2 separate regions of the Homo sapiens genome follow, and region 1 is linked to region 2. A link is a contact called in ENCODE Hi-C data. All regions are on one chromosome and are shown on one strand. The core of a region is the stretch at or near the end of the contact, and the rest is flanking DNA. Distances in the headings are between cores, read along the strand shown.

The links. A loop is a pair of places that touch in the nucleus more often than their neighbours do. Pooled maps may share reads with other maps.
Region 1: a map with no recorded cell type shows a loop between it and region 2 (4-fold over the local background). The contact joins the promoter of FLJ32255 here to the promoter of CCDC152 in region 2. A Hi-C loop is called at or near these places in 1 of 168 maps with a recorded cell type or tissue (dorsolateral prefrontal cortex), 2 of 37 single-sample maps with no recorded cell type and 3 of 50 pooled maps.

The regions. Positions count from the first base shown.
Region 1 is chr5:42,991,152-42,994,770 of GRCh38, forward strand. It overlaps FLJ32255 (a long non-coding RNA gene), which reads right to left and starts at 2,182. Exons shown (of 2, transcript NR_104643.1): 1 at 1-2,182. LOC105374746 (a long non-coding RNA gene) reads left to right here and starts at 1,124. Exons shown (of 3, transcript XR_007058755.1): 1 at 1,124-3,619. RefSeq lists enhancers at 657-806, 1,147-1,356, 1,657-1,786, 2,056-2,350.
Region 2 is chr5:42,754,881-42,758,200 of GRCh38, forward strand. CCDC152 (coiled-coil domain containing 152) reads left to right here and starts at 1,938. Exons shown (of 9, transcript NM_001134848.2): 1 at 1,938-2,005. RefSeq lists enhancers at 1,993-2,494, 2,495-2,994.

The DNA of each region.
Region 1 (3,619 bases), core at 932-3,431, 240 kb after region 2:
CAAGTTCACCTGCATTGCATTTCCCAGAAGAAAGAAGAAAATCAATAACGCATTTCAAAGATCACGGTGCTAGAGACAGAGAACCACAATTTAAGCTTTTCCCTGGGCTTAGAGGCGGATGTCTCACTGCCAATTTCACGTCCAACACCGGAGCCTCGCAGTCCATTTTTCTCCCCAGCTGTTTTAGAAATATCCCCAAATATCAAGGACATCTGAATGAGTGAACCATCAGAATAAGGAGCGATTCCCACAGAGTTCCATCCCACAGGGAAGGGACGGGACCAGCGGGGCAGGCCTGAAGCCTGGGTTGAGCGGCGCTGTGCCTTTCATTCTTCACCGAGATCTCGGACCTAGAGTTTCCAGGTTCCGGAGGGATGCGGTTGTTGACCGCTAGCCTAGAATCCGTGAGGGCTGAACCGGGACGAAGGCCTAGGACAGAGAGGTGGTGTGGAAGGACCCAGCCGCGGCCACTGGAAGAGCAGCTTCCTGCAATGTAAAGTGTTCGCGACCTGCATTTGTTTTGCTTTCTTCCTGGAGGAGCCAAATCCGTCCCATTCTGGATCCTTATTCCAGCTCCTTTCCCTCTGCGAATCGCACTTGGTGGGTCGCGGGGCCCTCAGTAATTAGGGATCACGGATCAGCCAAGAAAAATACAGGTTTTCTTAAGCCTGAAGCCACTGACTTGAGGAGGGAGCGTGGGAGTAATGTCAGTAGCAGTTTTTTATTTCGTTTTCGTTTTTATTTTCTAGTCACTAGGCCACCAAAGAAAGTTCCACCCAACGGCCAGTCGATCCGTCGCAGCGACTCTCTTTTCCCTGAACGGAGGGTTTATGGCTGACACCTCCACTTGTTTCTCAGAGCCGGGGCTGACTGCCGGCTGCATCTTTGAATGGCGACCAAAAAAGACATGCATTTGTCTGGCAAAGTCGCTGGCGTTCGCCTGGTGCCCGCGCTTGCCGGGTCCTAGAGCAGCCAGATTTTCACACCAGCGAGTCCAGCGCCCAGCGCCACTCCGCCTTCGGATCACCGGTTTCTCACATCCGCAGCAGCACTGGCCTGACAGTTTTCCGGTTGCGACAGCGCTAGTTGAGCCAAACAAAACGTTTTCCTGCTTGCTCTGGGCGTCCCATTCTCCATCCGAGGCCTTCTAGTCCCGGTGTCACTGTCGCAGCACCTGGCGTTCGTTAGCTCTTTCACCAGCGGCGCGGAGCGGGCGGTTTTGCTGTCACGGCACATGTGGCACGGAGTTTCTCGGTGGCCGAAACCCTCTTTTTTCTCAGAGTCCAGTTTCTTGGTGACAGCGCTGTTGGTTGCGCCATAAGGAATGTTGTCCTTGACAACCCGCCGGCCGCAGTCATTCGCAAGCTCCAGGCACCGACATTTCGCAGAACTGAGGTCTCTCGGTCTCAGCACAGCTCGTTGCTCGATGCCTCCATTTTCTCGGGGCGACAGCACTCAGGTCGCCGATCTGAGGGATTCGGAGCTTCCCCAGCTGGGGTGAGCCTGGCGTTCCCGGGCGGCGGCGGCGGCGCTGGGCTAGGGGAGCCCGCCGCTCCTCCAAGCCGGTGACAGGGGAGCTGCCCGGGCGCCGTCTCTTCCCAGCGCCGCCGCAGAACCCGCAGAACAGCTCGACCTCCAGAACCCTGTGCTGTGGCGGCGGGGCTGGCGTGTCTGTCGCAGGACCCCGCAGATTCGTCTGTCGTTGGCTTGTTGGTCCTAACAAGTTTCGATTTCAGGGTGCCTGCGTTTCTTTTTCTTTTCTCTTCTTTTCCTTTTGTTTTGTTTTGAGACAGAGTCTCGCCGTGTCGCCCAGCCTGGAGTGCAGTGGCGCGATCTTGGCTCACTGCAACCTCCGCACCCCAGGTTCAAGGGATTCTACTGCCTCAGCCTCCTGAGTAGCTGGGATTACAGGCGCTCGCCACCACGCCCGGATAATTTTTGTATTTTTACTAGAGGCGGTGTTTCATCATATTGACCAGGCTGGTCTCGAACTCCTAACCTCAATAATCTGCCCGCCTCGGCCTCCCAAACTGCCAGGATTACAGCATGAGCCGCTGCGCCCAGCCGGTGACTACGATTTCTATCCCCTGGTTCAAGTCGGGGAATAGCCAAAATGTGATTTCTCAACCCAAGCAAGTACCCACTTAGGACAAACACCAGCCTAGCCCTGGCGGCGATTTCTAGGTCGTAGGAAGTCGATGTTTCGCCACAGAAAGGCTGAGTGACCCTGTGACTCATTTCCCAGCAACTCCGGGTTTCCTGTAGCCTAATCATAACAAACGCAGAGTTAGCCCTGCCTCAAGTTTCTTTTTTCTTTTTCTTTTTTTTTTTTTTTTTTTTTTTTTTTTTGAGACAGAGTTTCTTTCGTCCAGGCTAGAATGCAGTGGCGCCATCTCGGCGATCTCGGCTCACTGCAACCTCCACCTCCCGGGTTCAAGTGATTCTCCTGCCTCAGCCTCCCAAATAGCTGGGATTATAGGCGCCCGCCACCACACCCGGCTAATTTTTGTATTTTTAGTAGAGACGGGGTTTTGCCACATTAGCCAGACTGGTCTCAAACTCCCGACCTCAGATGATCCACCCGCCTTGGCCTCCCAAAGCCTCAAGTTTCTAAGTCGTGGCAAGTTCCGGCTTCCTACTAGTACGGCTTGCTTTAGCTGCGCAGGAGATGTTCAACTCCTGTAGAAATCTGTGTACCAGCGAATGCGATTCATTTAGGTTTAGCGATGACCAGTTTAGCAGTGCCTGGGAGCTCTTACACCAAGGCTAGCTGCGCAACATCAAGTCCCGCCTTAGCTATGTTGGTGTTTTTTAAACTCCCATGGAAGTCAGGAAATGCCGGCAAAAGCGATTTCTGGTTTACGAAGCTCGGTTTGACGATAGCAATTTCCGCCGAACGCGACTTTTTCCTCTTGTGGACCAAGTCGGGATATATCAGCTACTACGATTTTTTAGTCGTAAACAGGTTTAACCATGACTGGGTTTTGTTGGTTTCTTGTTGTTGTTGTTGTTTGTTTTTGTTTTTGTCCTAAGAAATGTAGACTTAGGTGTAACATGTACCGGTTTAGATCTAACAGGGATATCCTAATCACAGAATTGCTTCTTTTGGCAATACTTGTAATTTCTGCTTTGTAGGGTTGGTTCTCTCTAATTTTTGCTTATTTTTAAATGCTCTTTTTGTGTCTTTTGCTCTGAGAACAATGCTACCGGTAGTTTCCAGTGTGTTTGCTTTGCCTTTTTATTTGAATTTTAGAATTTATTATTTTAAAATTTTATCTTATTTAAATGTTATTCATTTTTCTTCTACTAATTTTGAGTATCACAGCTTCGTACTCCTTGACTTGCATTCTCTCAGGAGCTGGGGAGCCAAGCTCGGTCTCCGCTTCGGTGGTTTCAGGTCCCGGGTTCTGTCTGGCGGCTCTGCTTCTAATGCGGAGCTGGCGGTTTTGCAGCAACGCTTTTGCCAGTAGCGCCCACTGAGCGGTTTTTCAGTTGCTGCACCGTTCTTAGCGCCCAACGGAACGTTTCCCGTACGCGGAGTCCATAAGTTGTCTGTGTCGTCACTTTCTCGGTTCTGGCACCGCTAGTATCTCCTAGGAACTTCCTAAACCCGTTTTAC
Region 2 (3,320 bases), core at 688-3,187:
TTTTCTGACTTATTCCTGATGTGTTGGTTCATTTCTATTTTCTCTATGGTAGGCTCTATGGAGAAATATATACATATACATATATATGTGTATATATATATACATATATGTGTGTTTGCATATATACATATATATATATATAATATTCCAACTTTCTTAGTCTCTACATCCCAAAATCATTAGATAGTCAAAGCTTCTGTATTTCAAATGTTGGAACATCCAGAAGATTTGGAAGTACAGATGAGGCAGGGGATCTAGGGAGCTCCCTCTCCACCTTACACATTCCAGTCACCACATATTTTCAAAGGACTCCTGAAATTTGCCTAGGATGGGCCTAGGTGGAACTTAATACATACATACATACATACATACATACATGCGCGTGTGTGTGTGTGTGTGTGTGTGTATATATATATATATATATATATATATAAAGAAAATAGAGTTTCTTCCCCCAAGGAGCCAATAATAAATACAGCAAAAGAGGTAATACATCAATTCAGTCTTAACAAATGCCACAGAAAGCTAGCATGTTCCATAGAGTAAGGAAAGGTAGATCACAACTGATTGATACGATCAGTGAATGACTCATGGAGAAGGTAGCATTTTAGCATTTAGGGTCTTAAAATGGGCTTGTTTCAAAAGTTATTATGACATGAGTTACATGGAACATTTTATATTTGCTAATTGGGTAGAACCCGCAATTCAGCAGGTCATTTTCAATATTTCTATGTGTTGCTACTAATGTTAGGGAAAGCTTATTTGAGCAGCAGAGTGAAGACTACAACCCCCATTTTCCACTTTAACCTAATTTTCTTGCCATTATGCCACACTACCTTTCAACTAGTAAAGTATGGGTTATCATATTACTGTTTATATTTTTTCACTTGCCAAATTTTGGAGTCTATCGAAAAATCACATTAACAAAAATAAACCTCCCATCTCCCACTCAGAAAAAAAAAAAAAAGCAGATGAGCAAAGTTGGCAGTGGATTCGCTTTCAAACTATTACTGAACAACATTCAAAAATTCTAATAATTAACATTTCTGAACACTTACTTTAAGCAAGGATCTCCATTAAGCACCTTATAAATGCATCACTTCATTTAATCATCACAACCGTCCTAAGAGGCAGGCTTCTTTTTTTTTTTTTTGACTGAGTCTTGCTGCTGCGGGTCTCGGCTGGAATGCAATGGTGCGATCTCCGCTCACTGCAACCTCCGCCTCCCGGGTTCCAGCAATTCTCCTGCCTCAGCCTCCCAAGTAGGTAAGATTACAGGAGCCCGCCACCACGCCTGGCTAATTTTTGTATTTTTAGTAGAGACGGGGTTTCACCATGTTGGCCAGGCTGGTCTCCAACTCCTGACCTCAGGTGATCCACCCCCCTCGGCCTCCCAAAGTGCTGGGATTACAGGCGTGAGCCACAGCGCCCGGCAGAGGCAGGCATTATAATTAATCTCTTATACAGATGAAGATGCTTAGGTGCATGAAATTAAGAACTTACCCACTATCACCCACGGAAAAAGAGAAGAGTTGGGGTTTGAATCCACGCAAGAGCCCACGCCCTTAATCATTAAGCTACCAAGATATAACTCTGTAGATGGGAAACCATATCTATTAACTGGCTCTGGAATTTTAAAAGGCAATTTTATAAGTTACAAAAATAGATATGGATAATTATTTATTCAATGGAGCTGACTCACAATTCAGAACACCCAATGTGATTTATTCTTTGGTTGGGGAAACAATTATTGATCCGGTGTTGATTCATGTTCTGGAAACCACATGAAAATACCTAAGCAGCCGCAGATGCTGAGCGGAGCTGGGCCAAGTTGGTAAGAACTGCTGGTGGTAGGAGCTCCAGCATAGCGCACAGGGCGGGCCCAGAGAAAGGCGGGCCCATTGTTGGGGGATTCGGCTTCCGGAGGAGGGGACAGCATTCAGGGGTGTACCAGGCCCCAGAGGCAGCGGAAAGGGAGACTGTGGGGAACTAGGAGCAACAGCAGGTACACTCCAAATTCTATTGACGGTTCGAAATTCCCGCTTTCTCCATAGAGATTCCTTTCTTCATATTTCATTACAGTGCTCTGGGTCCATTACAGGCTTTTCTTTTCAGACACCTCTCTCACATCCGCGGGTCCTCGGCCCCCATCCTTTATTTTTGCTAGGCCGCTAAGGACGCTAGAAAGCGATTCGAAACTCCCGCTTTTTCCATAGAGATGCTTTTCTTCTTATCTCCTTACAGTGCTCTGGGTCCATACAGGTTTTTGTCTCAGGCACTTCTCTCACATCCGCGGGTCCTCGGCCCCCATCCTTTATTTCTGCTAGGTCCCTAAGGACACTAGGATGACGGAGAGGGAGCCAGGGGACCCAGGCTTCAGGACTGAGAGTGAATTCTTGAGGGGAGGTGAGGAGGAAAGAGGAGGGACCAGAGCGTGGGGCAGGCGAGCGGCGAAGGACCAACTGTGTGGGGTAGGGGAGAGGACGAGCCCCGGGACTCAAGCCAGCAGACAGGAGGACCCAAAAGGAAACGGAACTGTCACGCTCCTGTGGGGATGGTTGAAGCCAGCAGGCAAGAAGACAAAGAAGGAAATGGGACTTTCACTTGCCTGTGGGGACGGTTGAAGCTGAGCCTTGAAGGTCACAAATCAGTCTCTGCGGCTCACTAAGGAATTTGACAAGCACTGAATCACCAGCTTGACACCGAATTTCACAGGGCAAGACCATATTCACTGAAAGGATCTTGACCTAAGAAATCAGAAGAGCAGGCAATGAAGATACCTAGAAATGAATTGCCTGGCTCTGCCATTATGGCAAAAGGGATATCATGCAACGATAGCAAATGGAATATTAGTGATGGTTTTACAAGGAAATAACAGGGTCTTCTTTGGGGGAAGGAGTTGAGAGAAAATCAAGCTCAAATTTAAATGCATTTATTTCAAGAGCCAGATTCTGAGACAAAACCCTAGTAAAACCTTTTTTATTTAAAAGGTTAGGTACCAAAAAAAAAAGGTGGGGGTGGAGGGAGTTTCCATTAACTACTTCAGATTACTATGTAGCACTATTAAAGAATAACAGTACTATCAAACAGCAATTATTTTTAATTTTACTCCAAAAGGAATTTTACTGTATCATGGGAGGCTATTAACAAATATTTTTCTGCTGTAAGGATCAAGTTTTAACTATTTAAGGGATTTTATATGTAGTTGTGCTTGCATATGTCATACATAAGATAATAATTCGAGATAATAATTCAAGAAACAAAATATACAGCCAAAAATCTGAGATTTAAAAACCATTAATAATTGCTAATGCAAAATA